Linked DNA regions of Homo sapiens: all the other regions are linked to region 1. The links are chromatin contacts, found by Hi-C or POLR2A ChIA-PET in ENCODE. All regions are on one chromosome and are shown on one strand. The core of a region is the stretch at or near the end of the contact, and the rest is flanking DNA. Distances in the headings are between cores, read along the strand shown.

Region 1 (3,475 bases), core at 287-2,786:
TTTGATTAAAAAAACAAAAAACAAAACCTAAAGCGAGAAGGAAGAGGGGCCTACTAGACTGAGTTCAAAATAACCACATTTGTTTTATGTAATTTCTGTTATCTTTGCTATAACCTGGGGACCTGATTACAGTTGGGTCAGGAAACAAATCTACTAGTGAAATCCACCAAGAGCCTTGGCCCTTGGAAAAACACGTTCACGTTCTCCGAAAATCCTCTCTTCCTTCCAATGCCTGCTCATGGAAGTGGGAAAGTTGGGTAGGAGAAGGAGAAACCCCTCTCTTCTTAAAAGTCCCCCCACCCTTCAGCCTTCACATCAAGATTTTAAGTTTTAGGAGGATGACAAGCCCATCACCCTGCCTTTGGCATAAAGCTTTACACTTTCACACATACGTTTTCTTGTGTGATCCTCAAAATTTGGCTTCTCAATATTAAAAAAATAAAAATAAAAGGCCACTAACGTAAACAATTTCGGCAACCTCCCCACACCCCCATAAGCCCAGTCACTTTCAAATCTCAATTTTAAATCTCTCAAGGACAATGACTCACAGGGCAAGTGAAGGGGGAAGGGAGGGTCAACTGGTCAAAGCCCATTCATACATGCAACAACTAGAAACCACAGTATTGCCGCATCAGCACAAGATTTTAATTTACGGCGCATTGAGCCCCACCGTACCTTCCGCCAACACCTCGTCCACTGTGACCTGCTGTCGCCCGATGCCGAAGACTCTTCCGATGTAGCCACTGCCCAGGCCCGAGGTGCTGCCCCCTCCTCCGCTGGAGCCGGAGCCCAGGCCAGAGCCGCCCTGCTCTCGCCGGGAGTCGAAAAACTTCTTCATCTTGCGAATAGGGAGCAGCAAAGCAAAATACCGATGGTTTCTAGATTTTTTTTTTTTTTTTTTTTTTTTAAGAAAAGAGATCCAAGGATTTCTTCTCAGATTTCACCTCGGAGAGGAGCCACCCGAATCCGGCCGTGGGGGTGGGGGCTGAGGGAGGATGCCTATAGGAATATGCGTGTCAATCGCGCAGCGGGTCCCCTCCTCCTCCAGAAAGCGATTCGTGTAAGTTTAAACCTGTGATGACAGAGGAAGAAAGAGAGGATGAATCAGTAACACGCTTAAAAATTCAACCGCTGAGTCCTAGGGGGAGCAAAAGCCATCATCCTGGGGAAACGCTTCATGTATTTTCCCGGCGAGAAAAACCGTGGGGCTGAAAACGCGACCCCGGCCCCAGAACCCGGGACCCCCGAGCCGGGAGCTCGGAGAAAGGAGGGATCCGAGCTGCTCCGGCAGCGCCGACCCTCCCGGGCACTGCCTCCCGCTCCTCCCGGGTCTCCCCGCCGCCCCTCGAGGCGGCATCCTGGCAGCACCCACTTGAGACGGCTCGGCGGCCGGCGCCCTGCTACCAGCCCCGCGACATTGTCACGGCCGCCGGGCCGGCCTGCGACGCAGAGAAGAGGCGGCGCTGCAGCGAGAGCCGGGGCCGCGCTCGGCTCCCGCCCGCCCGCCAGCTGATCCCGGGAGCGCCGGGCGGAGACTGACCCGCCGCCCCTCCCCCGCGCGCGCTCCCGCCCGGCTCCATCCACCCAACCAGGAAGTGAACCGCCGCCGGAAGTGCCCCTCGGGGCGGCGCGGCGAGGGACCGGGGCCTCTCCTGCAACCGCCGTTCTGTCGCCACGGATGGGAAGGAGTCGACCGCGAGAAGAGGACTGGGGGAAGAGGGTCTCAGTGCAGACAGAGTTCTGGAAAAGACTGTTGATATCACCCGAGCCGCAGGGCAAGCTGGGAAAGGTAGCTCGGCACAGTCCGGCTGCTGGACTACAAATCCCAGCATACTCCTGGAGGAGAGGGCGAGGCGGCAGCCGTGTGGCCTCCACGGCCTCGAAGGAGATTTGTGGGGTGGCGCGTATGTGGGGACTCGGCAATTTAAACACATCCCGTGAAGAAACTGCCAACAACTAAGTTCCCCCCCCCCCCCCCCCGCTGTATGTTCCACCCTTCTGGAGCCATCTTATTTGCGGCCTGGCCTCCTGGCACAAGGGATTCTGGAGGTTGTGGTTTCCGAACGGATCGAGACTGACACCTGAAGGACGCGGCTTAACCGCTTAGCCCCTAGCGGGTCCTGTGGGTTTCCCGACGTCTCCTGGGCTGAAATGGAAGCGAGAAGTGATCGGGAACATTGTGCTGGCAGTTGGATCCGGCTGCACCGAGCGCCAGCCTTGAAATAAGTAAAACCGATGCCCTTCCGCCCCTAACCTCAAAAGCTGCTTTTGCGTCTCGATGTTATTGAGAGCCGGCTCTGCGGTCAGCTCTGAGCTAGGCGCTGTGAGAACGCTCAGTAAGACAGTGTCTCGTCTGGAAATGTACAGGCGAGATTCAAACCGAGAAACTGCCAAAGGTTGTGTGCAGGGCAGATCCTAGGATACCGGAGACCCAGCCCGTTGGCTTGACCTCAAAACTCGGGGGCTTTTCGGCCCATGCTGTCCCTTAATTCCTCCTCCTTTGCTGACGCTGTGGGTGCGCATCAAAGCCTAAACTTCACTAGCTCCCTTGCACACAAGAACACTAACCCTAACCTGACCAGTTATTTATTTTTCACTTCAAGATTCTTCCATTGATACTTACGTTTCCCTGATACCGTCCAAGTGCTGAGGGCGGGGATGGACTGTGTGATTTGCATCTGCCAAATGCAGAAAATTTGGAAGGTCAGTTGGTACACTTTTCCGACCTAGATTTCCTGATGGATGATGCTGAAGAGTGGCAAGTTGCTGCCAAAAACAAACAAAAAAACCTACCATGATTTATTAATATTATTTTTCTAACCCCTGAATATGGGTTATTGTTCATCTCTGCCCGCTTTCCCCACTCCCTAGTGCTTGTCTCAGAATTTTTTTTTCAGCGGGTATTTGAGTAGAGAAGGGTGTCCCAGGGAAAAAAATGGTTCTTGCTTTCTCTAATCTGAATATTGAGCTGAGCTGTGACTGGGTTAACAGTAGCGTTTGTTGTTGCTGCTGCTGCAGCTTGTTTCAAGTAGTGCCATTGTAATTAAACTCCGTGAAGAGATAGCATCTTTTCTTCCGGAGAGAGTCAGTGTTGTCACCTCAGTTCACGAATTCATGTAGCCACCTCCAGGGTGAAATGCAGCCCCTATTCCCTCAAACTAAGCCCACGAAGGCATGTTCTCTGCACTTTCCTTAAAAGGCCAGATTTTTGTCTGAGGAAGTTTGAAGCAGATCTTAAAATAGATGAGAAAGCTCATTTGGAATTAGACTCATTGACCCCCATTTCTCTCAGCACTTATTTGTCTTGACTGACTTTTTTAAACAAGCTGTGCTAGGTCCTAAAATCAATCTGATGCTATCTCAGTTTTTACCTTTCTAGACTTCTCTGGTACCAGACTAGTCCAGGCTTACACAAATCTCAAGTCTTACTTCAGTGATACAAAAACTCCCAATATGCTTAAGGTAGCTAACATGC
Region 2 (3,475 bases), core at 301-2,800, 1.5 Mb before region 1:
AGGTGTGGTGGCACACACCTGTAGTCCCAGCTACTTGGGAGGCTGAGGTGGGGAGGCGGAGGTTGCAGTGAGCTGTGTTTGCACCACAGCACTCCGGGCTGGGTGACAGATTGAGACCCTGTCTCAAAAAAAAAAAAAAAAAAAAAAAAGCCACTGGTTACCAGAAGCTAAGTGATGAACAATACAAGGAACGAAGGAAAGGTAGAAAAAAATAAGCCATGTTTCATGTTTGTCATTCAGGGAAACTTAAAGCGGGATGGGGTCTTACATACTTTCTATTCTAGGCTTAACAGTCCAAATTGTATTCATCCTTTATCTACCAGTTTAATCCCTACCTCCTCCAAGCAGATTCTCTCCATAGGTTTTGATCCCCAGAGTTAACCTACCCTGCACTTGTAGTCTATTACAACCCTGATCTGATAATGACTGATCATTTTTTCAGGTAACAAAATCAACACTTTTTAAAAACTATAAACAGCTATAAAATGCTAGTTACTATCATTATTCTCTAATTCTTTCACTAGTAATCTTCAAAAAAACCTTGCAAACCTAATCTTTCCACACCCTGCTTAAATCCTTTCAGTTGTGTCCGTTTTTTCTTAGAAAAAAGGCATAAATCCTTTGAATGTCCTACAGATCTTGCAATGTCTGGTTCCTGCTTATCCCTCTAGTTTCTTAAGGAGATAAACTTCTTCCCATCACTGAGCTTCTGCATGTGCAGAAGCCCTGGAAACCTTGTCCTTTACTCCTAGTTTGACCTAGTTAGCTTCTGCACATACCAAAATCTGTTTTCATTCATCCCAAATCTGTTTTCACTCTCATTGAACCGTAACCGTGTTCCTTTGTGTGAGACAACTCATCTCGGTTTGTATTTATGTATCGTTGCTTTGATTATTGAACTGAGTATCTCTCCCACTAGAAAATAAACTCCATGAGATGGGGGACATTACCATTCACATCCCTGGGAATACCAGGCACTCAGCTGATGCCTGTCGAATGTGTTAGGTTGCCTCTTCCAACCACACTGCAGGCATCCTGGTGCCCGCTTTGGCTGGACTGCACTGGGGGTGGCAGGACGGTTGGGCGCGGAGGAACTACCCCGCGGATGAGAAGAAAGGTTTTAAATAGGAAACATTCCTCAGTCGGCGGTCAGCTTCTCTGGTCTCGCGCGGCTCAAGCCATGCTTTGGGGGACGCTGGGCGAAGGCTCTGGCAAAGAGGAATGCAGACCCCAGGATCCGCACTCGCCCCCAACGGCAGTCCGGATCCTCGACCCGGCACCCACCTCCCGAAGCAGCTTCAGGTCCCCGTGCTGGATCTCGTACAGCTGAATGACGCCGGTGCCCCGTGCGAAGTTGCCCATGGTCACAAATTTGGCGCTGCAGGGCACCCACTTACAGTCAAACACCGTGTAGTTGAAGCCCTTCTGGATATGGGCGATGATCTGAGGCTTCTCGAAGGCCGACATGGTGCAGCCAATTTCAGCTACGGCAACCGCCACACCCAGAGCCCCCAAAAACGGCAACCTGGAAACCAGACTCCAAACATTGGCAATTTGTCCCTCCCGCTTTCCGTATTCTGCCCCAGATGCCCTGGCATGTTGGCTGTAGTTATCCCCGGATAATGCCAGATGCGCTCCTGCGATCGCACAGAATGTTCCTTCACAACAGCACGAATTTGTTTATCGCCTTTACCCACTGCCTTTCGCACACATACATACTAGAGATTACAAAATACTTGGGCTGGGAGTTGCGCGGCTGGAGTGAGCCCAAGACCATCAGGCATATCTTAGGACAGCCTAACCCCGTTTTCCCCCCCACCGGCCCCAAATCCTGCAGGTCCCCGGCCTGTGACGTTTTAGGAAAGGGGCGGAGCTGCAGGGGTGGTTGGCTGAGGCTGGCTTCTGCGTGGTGCAGCTGCGCACGTGTTTCAGCCGGCAGCGCTTTAAGATTTCCGGGGATGGAATCCGAAATGGAAACGCAGAGCGCCAGGGCAGAGGAGGGCTTTACCCAGGTCACCCGCAAGGGTGGCCGACGGGCGAAGAAACGACAGGCTGAACAGCTGTCCGCAGCAGGAGAGGGCGGGGATGCGGGCCGCATGGACACAGAGGAGGCCAGGCCGGCGAAGAGGCCCGTCTTCCCACCCCTCTGTGGGGACGGGCTCCTGGTATGTGGCTGGGACCCTAGGACAGCAACGAGGCAAGGGCCAGACGCGGATCAAGCCGATGGCCTCTGGAGAATGTTGAAGCTGCGGTGGGGCTGTTCTGCCGTGATGCTCAGAGAGAAGTGATTCTTTGAAGTGTAACTAGTTCAGTTAAAGGAGGCCCTTTGTGGATCAGATGTCATTTTAAACTCCATCACCGTCCCTCCATAGCCTTCTGAGTTGTGTGTTCTTTTATTTACAGAGTGGGAAAGAAGAAACAAGGAAAATTCCAGTCCCAGCTAACAGATACACACCATTGAAAGAAAACTGGATGAAGATATTTACTCCTATTGTGGAACATTTGGGACTTCAGATACGCTTTAACTTGAAATCAAGGAATGTAGAAATCAGGGTAAGGAAAATCTCAATCATTTCCCAATACACCAGGCTTTCTCTCCTACAGAGATGAAAAGGCATGAATAGGCTTTACTTAATGGGACTTTTCTGTTGTATGGTTTTTGTCCAGTTTAAAAATTTACCATATTGAGTTTGAACTTCCCAAATGCCTTAAAAATCTGCATTCGATACAAATATTAATTGAATTTGTAAATTAGTTCTGAGATCACACCAAAATACTGGCTCTTCTTCTGTGTATCTTTTATAATGTTCTATGTCAAATTGAGAAAAGGTCGAGTAAAGAGATTGCCATAAACAGAAGCAGGTAAATAATGAATATAAGCACTTGCTGCTTTACAAGAAGTATATACAGTCAGCGTCGGGAATATGTTCTGGGATATGTTTTGTCAGATGACTTAGTCCTTGTGCGAATATTATAGAGTGTACTTACACAAACCTAGATGGTATGTGTATATTTGTTTATATATTTTTTTCATATGGAAAACCAAATGTCCCAGCACCATTACTGAATATCAGTCATTTCATCTACTTGATCTGCATTGCCGGTATCCAGTGCCATATATCAGGTTTCTGTATATTCTCCATTATACTGTTATGAGACCACCATGGTATGAGCGGTTGGTCACTGATCAAAATGTCATTATGCAGTGCATGACTGTGTTTTAATGGTGCTCTTTTGATTAAAAAATGTATTATTTTGATAAGAAACATGCATATATATGTGTGTGTGTGTGTGTGTGTGTGTATATATATCTTTTTATTTTGCTCTTTCACCCAGGCTGGAGTGAGTGGCATGATCTTGGCTCACTGTTAACAGGTGCCTGCCACCAAACCTGGCTAATTTTTGTATTTTTAGTAGAGACTGGGTTTTAGCATGTTGGCCAGGCTAGTCTCGAACTCCTGACCTCAGGTGATCA
Region 3 (3,475 bases), core at 453-2,952, 1.4 Mb after region 1:
ACTGTGCAGGACAGCACACACTAATTGGTAATGTAAATACAAGTTAGTTAAGATCTGTGAAGTACTTTATGGTTTCCAAAACTCTTTTGGCATTTAAATCTTGCGTCAGCCCCAGCAGGTAGATGTTTATCATTTCCATTTTGTAGAGGAGAGGCTGCAGCAATTACCTGTAAGTCACCCAAGCTCATCCAGCTAGTAAATGGTGAACTCAATTCTTGTCTTAAACCTGGGCACTTTCCCTTTTGCTTGCTTGCCTAAACAAGCAATACAAAGACAAACTTAATATTTATACACATACGTCCCATGGCTCATTGCAGTAGTACAGGACAGAAACAATTATTTCAAAATCCACCTACAATCTAGTCTCCAAAAATCCTGCCCAGTTTAATTGCACCACAATCTACTAACTGTAATTCTAAAAATGTGTATGTTGGATAATCTTCCAGCTCTAAAGTGCTGTGAATTAAAAAAATGCCATAGGCAGGCATAAAAAAATCCTACCCTCTATTATATTCTCCATCTGATATAGAATATATGATATATATTCTATAAATGAATACATGATACAGAGTCTATCATGTAGTGATTTACTTTTTACTTTTGTGAATTACAACGTGGTAGGGTAGGAAATGAGAAAGCTTAAAAAGCCTAATTTTCTCACTAAAGCATAACCAGACACAGCAGCCTATTAGGGGTTTCTCCAGAAGATGGCAGGCAGTCAAGGGGGACAGAGTTCGACCCGCGACAGGCCAACTGATTTCCCCAAAAAGATGCCAAGGGCAGCTAACCGCCCTCCTGGCCCGCGAAGCTGCTCCTTGAGGGCCCAAAACTTCCCGGAGGAGCCAGAGGAGGCCCTCAGGAGCCACAGCTCTCCCTGACTTGGCCTGTATTTGCACCCCTAGGGATCCCATTCCCTTTCCCGACGCAGCGCAAGGAAGGGGAGCGGAATGGGGGCTGAAAGGCAATAAAAAACTTGTAAAGCCGTATCTGCTAGTTCTCCCAGTGGGCTATGTCCCTGCAAATATCCTCCACAAGAAGTAAACTGGGTGGGTAGGAAGAGGTGAAGGCTCCCTCCTCAGGGCTGCCGGGACCGCCTCGAGGGCTTGTCTGTTTAGGTCCCAATTCCTCCCGGATCCGTACATTCACACGAGCGCAGGGCAACAATCTGAGCGAGTGTTCGTGTGTGCCCGTGTGACTCGCCATCGCGTGGCAGATGTTCAGTAGAACATTACAGTAATTTCTGTTACAGGTCCATGGGCGCAGGTCCCTGAGCCCACAGCTTCGCGGGGGTCTGGCCGAGCATGCGTCACAACCTACGCGGCCAAGAGCAGTGCGCACGCGCAACCTAACGCGGGACTGCCAGCAACTTCCGGGCGTTTACAGGCAGGCAGGTCAGTGATGTGTCCTAAGGGTCCGACCGACCTAGATACCCCTCTTTGATTCCTCCTCTTGGGATTAGTGTCCATCTCTGGAAGCAGGATCCAGGAGGACGGGAGGGGCCGCTGCGGACCGCAGTCGCTCCACCTGGAGGAGACACCAGAAGGAAGACAGCCTGAGGGACGCAGCCATCCCCGGCTCCTACCGGCGCCCCGCCCCGCGCATGCGCACGCGCACAGGGAGTCAGCTGGCTGCGCGGGAGGTCACGGGAAGTGGGGCGGTGCCCAGACAGCTGGAGGGAAGGAGGTGTCAGGCGGGGAGAGACGCAAACGGCGGGACCAGCAGCGACGGTAGCAGCAGCATGGCCGCGATCTATGGGGGTGTAGAGGGGTGAGTGCGGCCCGGCGGAGGGAGCCTGGGCCCGAAGGCGGGGCGGAAGGCCGTGGCCAGCCTGGCAAGCTGGTGGCCTTGATCCTCGGCGTCCGGGCACTTTGGGCGGCGGGACCTTGCGGTGAAGAGGTGTGTGCACGCGCAGGGGCGCCCTGGAGCGCACAGCTGTATGCCTTACGGGGACTCTGCCTGTGCAACAGCCACACCCCGGGTTGGGGATCCTTTGTGTTTCTTGGCGGAACCACGCCCCTTTCTTCCACGAAACACCCACTCCGCTGTCTTCAGCTGGAGAAGCAGCTCCTTTTTCCTATTCCTGACCTCGGACAGAGTTTTGCAGAACAGGTGTCAGGTGTGAAATTGCTGAGCGCGGGCAGGGTGGGGAGTGGGAGTGGGGAGAAGCGGGACAAAGATCTTGGCTGAGGTTATCCGGGAGCTGGAGCAGCTGCGAGCCAGAGTACTAGGTTGTCCTGATGTCTGAAAACCGCTCCATCCCTGTTGGCCTTCCATGCTGCTTTCACTAGATTGCATTTTTCTGCTCAGAAGCTTGTTTACTGAACTTTTTGTAATAGCTCTGCCCCTGGGTATGACCATGGACAAGATATTTACCCTCCCTGGGCTACAGTTACCGTATGTGCAAAGTGAGGATAGGGATAAATAAGATCGCTATGTCCCTGCCAGTGGCAACATTCTGTGAATCTGAGTTTGTCAAATCAGGGAATAATGGGGGTCGCTGGCCTCTCAGCCAGGGCACTGTACTTTCGAATCTGTGATTGTTTTCACTTCTCTGGCAGCCACACCCCACTGCTGATTCACAGACCCCAAAGTCTTTTCACATGAATTGTTAGGAATGATCTTTCCCATCCTGTATTTGTAGCACTTAAAAAAAACAGTATAGGAGTCTGCATTCATCCTTGTTATAGTCATCTGTAAGATATGACCCGTTTCTTCCAGTTCGTCAAGACATGCTTTTGGATGTGGAATCTGCCACCTCATGTATTAACTACCCCCTTGAAATTTCATGTCCTCTTTGAGTTTGATGAGCGGTCTTCAGTGTCTTCTTCTGCCATTCCTAAAAGTAATGATCAATAAAGAAACATATATCCCATCACCACAGATCTCCCTGTGAACTACTGTGACCCCCAGTAATCAACATTTGAAGGTTTAGTTGCTTAAGTATGTATGAAGTCACCCTGCCATCTGGTCAGCATTTCTAGCAAAGGTGTCTTGAAGACCTTGGCAGCTGGATCTTGAAATGCAGTCTTTAGCTATTGTGAGGGAAGCAGAGAGATGTGCCATTTTTCTTAGGAGTGTTTGCTGAGCATTGCCTGTGCCAGCTCCTGTGCTCGTTCTGAGAGGGTAAGTAAGTGATCAGGAGCTTGACCCAGTGGAGCTTGAAGTCTAGTGAGAGGCGGACACAAAGCGTCTGAACACACACTTCATACAGAGGAGACTTTAATAACTTTGGAGGCACTATGAAGGTTTAACTAACGGAGACTTAACTAATTCGTTGGGGTGGGCCACACCTCAGAAAAGGTTTCGAGGACTAGGTGAAGCGTAAGTAGAGTCTTGCAGGATAAGGAGGACATCCCCAAGGGAAGAGGAGTGAGAATTATGTTTCAGTTAAAGAGCACTCAAACACTGAACCACAGAGGCGGGTTTGGGAGTGGTGATTGAGTTTGTCGAAGCTGTCTCCTCCATCATACTGGGC
Region 4 (3,475 bases), core at 431-2,930, 1.3 Mb before region 1:
CTCATTTTCACATGGTCAGATTAACGGGTCTCTAAGTTTATTCTATGGAATATTCGTTTTTCAGGATTATATTGGTTTCCTGGGGCTGCCATAACAAAGTACCACAAACTGGTGGCTTAAAACAATGGAAATTTATTGTCTTACAGTTCTGGAGGCCGTAAGTCTGAAATCAAGGTGTCGTCAGCACCATGTTCTCTATAGCAACTCTAGGAGAGAATTGTTGCGTGCCTCTTCCAGCTTCTGGGGGTTGCTGGCCATCCTTGGCGTTCCTTGGCTTGTAAATGCATCACTCTGTTGTCACATGGCTGTTTTCTGTGTGCCCTTTTCTTATAAGGACACCAGTCACATTGGATTAAGGGCCCACTTGTTTCAGTATGACCTCATCTTAACTAATTATATCTACAATGACCCTATTTCCAAATAAGGATGCATTCTGAAGTGCTAAGGGTTAGGACTTCTTTTTTGGGAGATCTAATTCAATTTATGACAAAAAAAGTTAACATAAATTGTTCAAAAAAGAATGCTATGGCGAAGTAAGTTTGGAAAACACCATTATAGGATTCTTTACTGTAGTACTTTGGCGGGGCGAAGGTCTTTAATTTGTTCATCATTTAGAGGAGTTGCCAACCTGGGATTATTTTGTAAAGTTTCTCAAAAACCTGTTTGATGATGGACTTCTTTTTACAGGCTGACTGTGAGATCAGCACTCAACGTGGAACACCTGTTCTCATGCCTGATGTGAGGCAGTGGCACCCTAGCACATCCCTCCCTGGTTCTTCTGCTTTCCCCTGTGACCTGCAGCGTCAACTTGAGACAACTTTTCTTCTCTGAGCCTGAGTTTCCTTACTCTAAGATAAGGAAAATAATATACTTTCCCTATGGGTTTGATGTGTGGACTCATTTTTGTTGTTGTTTGTTTTGAGATGAAGTCTTTCTCTGTCGCCCAGGCTGGAGTGCAGTGGACCAATCTCGGCTCACTGCAACCTCCGCCTCCCAGGTTCAAGTGATTCTGCTGCCTCAGCCTCCCGAGTAGCTGGGACTACAGGCACACGCCACCATGCCCGGCTAATTTTTGTATTTTTAGTAGAGACAAGGTTTCACCATGTTGGCCAGGCTGGTCTTGAACTCCTGACCCCAGGTGATCCATCTGCCTTGGCCTCCCAAAGTGCTGGGAGTACAGGCGTGAGCTACCATGCCTGGCCGATGTGCAGACTAATTTAGTTTAAAATAAGTAGGCTGAGAAACACTTGATACAGGGCTTGGCATAGAGAGAAGTAGGCATTCATTTAGTAGTTAACTTTGTTATGCTAACCAGATGGTTCTGAATTTCTTGGCATTTTTATTGGGCATTTCCAGGATCTCAAGAATAATCCTTACTCAGGACAATTTTCACCAACAAGTTTTTCTTGTTCATCTTCCTCTTCCTTTCATCACTTCTTTTTCTCTTTAAAAGAGGGATTTTCTGTATGGTAGTAAGAATTTCCCTTAGGTAAATATTCAACCCAACTGTGGTTTTAATAAGTCTCCAGCATTAGCAAGGAATGGGTGGTTTACTCTGCAGTTCCTTATTCTGATCTTCCAACCCAGTGAGGGGAAGAGGATGTGATCATGCGACCGCCAGCAGAAGGGAAATTGTGAAAGCGACCTGCTGTAGAAAAGGCGGCCCACAGCCACCTCAGCATGCAGAGGAGGCCCAGCTGCTGAGAGGAGTTGCCTGAGAGTGACCTTTGCATCTGCCTGTCCAGCCAGCATGGAACCAAAGCGGATCAGAGAGGGCTACCTTGTGAAGAAGGTGAGCGAAGGTGCCACTTACCAGGGTGTCAGTGGACATGGGCTGGGGAGACTTGGGTTCAGCTCCACCGGCTACCTGCTCATCTTAGGAATGTTTCCTGTTCAACCAGTTGGGTTGAAATAGGGGAGCGTGGTAGCACATAGAATGTTGGAGTGGGGTTAGGGGAGTGGGGATACTCATCCAGCCCCGGCTTCCTTACAGTTTGATATTACGGGTCTGAGAATTCCAGATGGCAGGGCCTGGAAGGTGGGGATCTAAGCTAACTCCCTCCAGATTTAGAATATCCTTTTTAAGAGGCACACAGATGTGTTCTGTCAGAAGATATACTCCTCTTCTATGGAGGTTTCTTGGAGGGACTATTCATTTTTTATTTAAATTCCACTTCCCCTCAGTTCTTTTTTTGGGAGGCAAGGGGAAAAAAGTGATTAAAGAGTTGATATAATGATAGAGTAATTACGGCTTATTTCTTGGGCCATCTTCTTGGAATTGACACGTTTAAAAAAAACCTTATCTTTTTTTAATTGGGCTGAAATCTCTTCACTCACAATTCTTAGTAAATTTGCATAATGTGGCATCGAGGTGGTAGATGCACCATTTTAAAGATTAGGGTACTGAAAAAGGCTTAGCCTCCCTGGTGTGCATCATGAAAATTGAATTTTCTTAGTGCTGTTTGTCTTTCTTCGGATGCTGAGTGTGTGCTGTGTGGTTGTGAAAGCTCCCCGGGATGTGAATTCACACATAGGACTTGGTGTCCTGTGGGCAACACCTATATACACAGATATGCTCACACTAACCTTAGTGAGTGGATTGTTTCAGAAATGAGCTGAACGTAGTGCCTTCCTTCAGGTGCTTAGCTTTTTAGTTGAATGAACAGTGAATGTGAGTCTGTTTTAGGCTACTCATTTGTTTCACGTTTTAACCTACAATGTTCTACCTGTAAGGGGGGTTAAATAGCACACATTGCTGCCTGCTTCCATTTTGACTTCAGGCTGGAGGGACCCTAGGTCATCTGGCCTAATTCCTTCATTTGCAGAAGAGGAGACAGACCCAGAAGGCTCGGTGATTGCCCCAAGTCACATGGCTATGACAGTTGTGACCAGCCACTCCTTCTCTGATGCTTAGGTTTCTGATTCATGGCACTGAACTTTGTTCATTACTCCAGCATTTTCTTAAAGCAGATTTATTCCAAGTTAGGATTTGTAGTGTATTTGTGATGGTGAGAGCTATGAGTTGGTACTGGAGAATAAGTGGGCCCTCAGCTGCTAATCTCTGTAGCCAGCTGTGCTTCGAAACATCCTTTGGAAAAGACACACTTATACATAGAAGTGTAAAAGATTACTTGCAATAGGCACCAATAATAATTGGCGAGACCTGGTAATAATTAATATTGACTTATTCCTTTCCTGATCACTTGTGCTAGTATCCTGAGAAGAGCAAGTGAATAGGAACATTTCTGCAAGTTTTTGTTTGTTTTTTTAAACAATTAAAAACATCTTGCAATGAAAATTGCTGTTATAAAGTTTGTATGCTCATATTTTAATCTCCCTAAATTACAAAAATATGAAGACTAAATTTCTAATAAGTGAAGCTGTCTCACTAAAAATTGGGGATGATAGAGTCAGGGTTGTCAAGCATGTGGATTTAAATTAATAAATAGTTTTTAATTAGTGAGAGTAGTTCTCT
Region 5 (3,475 bases), core at 625-3,124, 1.3 Mb before region 1:
TGCCATCAACAGATAATCCATGAAATTGGTCCAGGTCAGGATCAGCAAGGCTAAGGGGAAAAGGCTTTGATCACTGACGATGAGATAGTCCCCCGTGGGAATAAGCCTCAGAGTCAAGGCAGCAGCCCAGCATCAGACAAGGCAGGGCTGAGATTTGGGATCAAGACACCAAGCTGTGGGTGGTGGTATGAGAAAGTGACAAGAACAAGGGAAGTTCCCAACTCTATCAGGACCGAGGTCACTGCAACAGCCTTGGGCAAAGGGAACAGGAGGGCATTTCAATGTAGACTTGGGCACCCAATCCAGGTCAGACTGATTTCCACTGTAATGTGTTACTGAGTCCCAGACTATTGGGCTGGTTTTTTTCTTCTTGTTCTCCTTCTCCTTCTCCTTCTCCTTCTCCTTCTCCTTCTCCTTCTCCTCCTTCTTCCTCTTGTTCTTATTCTTCTTTTCTCCTTTTTCCTCTTCCTCTTCTTTTTATTTGAGACGGAGTTTCACTTTTGTTGTTCAGGCTCACTGCAACCTCTGCCGCCCGGGTTCAAGCGTGATTCTCGTGCCTCAGCCTCCTGAGGAGCTGGGATTACAGATGTGCACCACCATGCCTGGCTAATTTTTGTATTTTTAGTAGATTCGGGGTTTCACCATGTTGGCCAGACTGGTCTCAAACTTCCAACCTCAGGTGATCTGCCTGCCTTGGCCTCTCAAAGTGGCCTGTAATCCCTAAGATTACAGGTGGGCTAGTACTTCTTAAATCCTTCTTGTTGAAGGCCAGGGTGGGTTTTGGACATTTCTATGGGTAGAGCCTTCATGGGGGAGTCAGGTGGCCTCGGCTGGGAGATGAAGGCTGTAGCAGAGACTGGGACCCAGCAGTACTGACACATGATGGAAGACCTTAAATGTCCGATGACAGGCAGACTAGACCAAACTTGTCTTTCAAGCTTCAGCATGCCTCACTGAGTGAGCGTGGATGCAAGGGTTAGAACACTTAAAAGTGACAGCCCAGAGCAGTTGTAACTTTGGCCTAAGATCACTCAGATTCCCTGAGCCTTAATTTTCTTATCCTTAAAATGAGGACTGCAATTACCACCCTGCCTCTTTCACAGGCTGCTATGAAGATAAAAAGAAGAAATGCAGTGTCACTTAGTTTATCTTTGTAGAGAAAGAAAAGTGAGCAAAAGCCTTTCATACATGAAATTCATGGAAGGCTCGCTATCCAACTGCTGTCACTCCTGTTTTGAGGGTGGCATCCCTACTGCTTTTGCCCGGATGACAGGACAGGCAGGCTGTCATGTTGACTCCCTTGTTGGCTACATTTGTAAGGAACACACTGCTTTTTATTTTTATCTTTTTTAATTGACACATAATAGTACGTATTTATGGGGCACAATTAATGTTCTGATACACATATACATTGTGCAGTGATCAAATCGTGGTAACTAGTGTATCCATCACCTCAAATATCTATCTTTTTTTGTTGTAAGAACAAACATGCTGTTTTTAATACAAAGCTTCATTGTAACCTGCTAATAATCCAATGTATGGGTCAATTTCATTTTCTTCTCTTTGCAATCATCTCTTGACCAGAAGATTGCTTAAATGACTTCTCAAGGTCCCTGCTAGACTCTGCAAAGTCATGACAATCAGTGCAGGTGATGTCATCAAATTTTAATTTAGGACATATATCCATCACATTATTTCCTATTTAAAAACTTAAAATGATTTCCCATTAGCCAAATTTCTTACTGTGCCATCAAAGCTCTCCCCACCCACCCTTCACCTCCCTCCTCCTCTTATTTCCTTTTGCCTTCTTTCCACCAACTCCTCCCCTGCCCCATGGGGCTGCTTTATGCCTGAGTGCATCTGTTCACACTGCTGCCCCCTCAGCTTGTGCTGGTTCCTCTGCATCCTGCTTCATATGCTTGGCAAACGCCTACTCATATTTTAAGCCTCTGCCCAGTGTCACTTCCTCTATGAATCTTTTCCTGATGGTGATGCACAGCCCTCTTCTCTCACCTCCTTCACCTCTTTCACACCTTCAGATTTGACCCAGTAGTCTCGCAACTGACTTATAGCAGAGCACTTGTTACAAGACTTATTTATTACACCCATCATGCCCTTTTACACTCCTTGAGGGAATTTCTCCAACACCCAGTAGAGTACCTAGCATCGAGTAGGTGCTCAGTAAATGTTTGTTCATCAATGGGATAAGTGAGTGGGTTAGTAAAACCTATTTCTTTGATGCATGTGTTGCTTTTTTTTAAGACAAAGACTTTATTTTTTTATTTTTAAAGTTATTATTTTTTTATTTTATTTTTGTTTTTATTTATTTATTTTTTATTATACTTTAAGTTTTAGGGTACATATTTTTTGAGATGGAGTCTTGTTATGTTGCCTGGGCTGGTCTTGAACTCCTGGGCTCAACTATCCTACTGCCTCAGCTTCCAGAGTAGCTGGGACAACAGGTGTGCCACCATACCTGGTCATGTGTTTCTTCTTAAGCAGCATGTAGATGTTCTTAAAAACCCTTTACATAGTTTTTTGTTTGTTTGTTTGTTTCTAGTGGGTATCTATCCCACTTATTTTGTTTTCTCTTTCTTGAAATAACAGGGGAGACGAGACAAGTCAGACCTGTGGGTGAGCTGGAGTCAGTTCAGGGGTGATTGTCAGGGGCTTGTTCTTCGGTAAGGAGAGTTAACCTTCCCTGTGCTGGTCCCATCTAGGTAACTGCGTCATTGATTGGCTGGTATCCAACCAGTCTGTTAGGAATCGCCAGGAAGGCCTCATGATTGCTTCATCGCTGCTCAATGAGGGGTATCTGCAGCCTGCTGGAGACATGTCCAAGAGTGCAGTGGATGGAACTGCTGAAAACCCTTTCCTGGACAACCCTGATGCCTTCTACTACTTTGTAAGAAAAGCTCCCCATCTCTTCTTCCTGTAAGGGAGGCTGCCCTGAGCAGATTCTAGATTGATTTCAGTTCATAGACATCTATAGAGCGCTGTTAGGCAGCGGGTAGGGAGGTCAGCCAGGAAGAACAAGGGAATACCTGAAGCTCCCAGGCCCATTTAGAGCTTCTGTTATACCAGCATTTCCCAACTCAACAGCTGCCCTCTCTACAACACTCGCCCTGTCCAAGTGAATTTGTTATTATAAAAGGATACTACTGTTTACTTGAAAAAAAATTTTTAAAGGACATTTTAAAGTTTATTGTTTCCTATTTACTTATTATTATTTTTTATTTATTTAGATGTAGTCTTGCTCTGTCACCCAGGCTGGAGTGCAGTGGTGTCATCTCGGCTCACTGCAACCTCCGCCTCCCGGGTTCAAGCGATTTTCCTGTCTCAGCTTCCCGAGTAGCTAGGATTACAGGCATGCGCCACCACACTCAGCTAATTTTCGTATTTTTAGTAAAGACAGCGTTTCACCATGTTGGCCAGGCTGGTCTCGAACTCCTGACCTCAAGTGATCCACCTGCCT

Evidence for each region. A loop is a pair of places that touch in the nucleus more often than their neighbours do. ChIA-PET counts read pairs that join two places held with the same protein, here RNA polymerase II (POLR2A). Pooled maps may share reads with other maps.
Region 2: a loop to region 1 is called in a map of ascending aorta, with 9 times the contacts of the local background. The contact joins the promoter of DNAAF10 here to the promoter of AAK1 in region 1. A Hi-C loop is called at or near these places in 1 of 168 maps with a recorded cell type or tissue (ascending aorta) and 10 of 50 pooled maps. POLR2A ChIA-PET finds 5 or more read pairs at or near these places in 1 of 52 experiments (GM10248).
Region 3: a map of naive thymus-derived CD4-positive, alpha-beta T cell shows a loop between it and region 1 (6-fold over the local background). The contact joins the promoter of NAGK here to the promoter of AAK1 in region 1. A Hi-C loop is called at or near these places in 1 of 168 maps with a recorded cell type or tissue (naive thymus-derived CD4-positive, alpha-beta T cell), 6 of 37 single-sample maps with no recorded cell type and 12 of 50 pooled maps.
Region 4: a map with no recorded cell type shows a loop between it and region 1 (8-fold over the local background). The contact joins the promoter of PLEK here to the promoter of AAK1 in region 1. A Hi-C loop is called at or near these places in 1 of 168 maps with a recorded cell type or tissue (GM12878), 3 of 37 single-sample maps with no recorded cell type and 2 of 50 pooled maps.
Region 5: a loop to region 1 is called in a pooled map, with 2.8 times the contacts of the local background. The contact joins the enhancer-like site here to the promoter of AAK1 in region 1. A Hi-C loop is called at or near these places in 1 of 168 maps with a recorded cell type or tissue (GM12878), 1 of 37 single-sample maps with no recorded cell type and 2 of 50 pooled maps.

Annotation. Positions count from the first base shown.
Region 1 is chr2:69,642,203-69,645,677 of GRCh38, forward strand. It overlaps AAK1 (AP2 associated kinase 1), which reads right to left and starts at 1,537. Exons shown (of 22, transcript NM_014911.5): 1 at 1,373-1,537; 2 at 676-1,072. The coding sequence starts at 838. It also overlaps a transcript of ANXA4 not described here. RefSeq lists a silencer at 1,286-1,615 and enhancers at 1,696-1,965, 2,721-3,323.
Region 2 is chr2:68,155,977-68,159,451 of GRCh38, forward strand. DNAAF10 (dynein axonemal assembly factor 10) reads right to left here and starts at 1,551. Exons shown (of 8, transcript NM_138458.4): 1 at 1,285-1,551. The coding sequence starts at 1,467. PNO1 (partner of NOB1 homolog) reads left to right here and starts at 1,912. Exons shown (of 7, transcript NM_020143.4): 1 at 1,912-2,165; 2 at 2,404-2,553. The coding sequence starts at 1,959. RefSeq lists enhancers at 794-1,726, 1,184-1,323, 1,604-1,843, 2,124-2,223.
Region 3 is chr2:71,066,946-71,070,420 of GRCh38, forward strand. NAGK (N-acetylglucosamine kinase) reads left to right here and starts at 1,703. Exons shown (of 10, transcript NM_017567.6): 1 at 1,703-1,767. The coding sequence starts at 1,739. RefSeq lists a silencer at 1,929-1,988.
Region 4 is chr2:68,363,602-68,367,076 of GRCh38, forward strand. PLEK (pleckstrin) reads left to right here and starts at 1,681. Exons shown (of 9, transcript NM_002664.3): 1 at 1,681-1,792. The coding sequence starts at 1,751. LOC101927723 (a long non-coding RNA gene) reads right to left here and starts at 2,803. Exons shown (of 2, transcript NR_187652.1): 1 at 1,814-2,803. RefSeq lists an enhancer at 1,641-1,720.
Region 5 is chr2:68,383,782-68,387,256 of GRCh38, forward strand. PLEK (pleckstrin) reads left to right here. Exons shown (of 9, transcript NM_002664.3): 5 at 2,721-2,905. Among named protein-coding and RNA genes, the nearest start is that of PLEK, 20 kb to the left of the region's middle. Within about 2 kb of position 1,875, at least 7 of the 41 ENCODE cell types and tissues checked have a DNase peak (open chromatin) inside an H3K27ac peak, as active enhancers do; they include GM12878, where a contact is called at or near this core.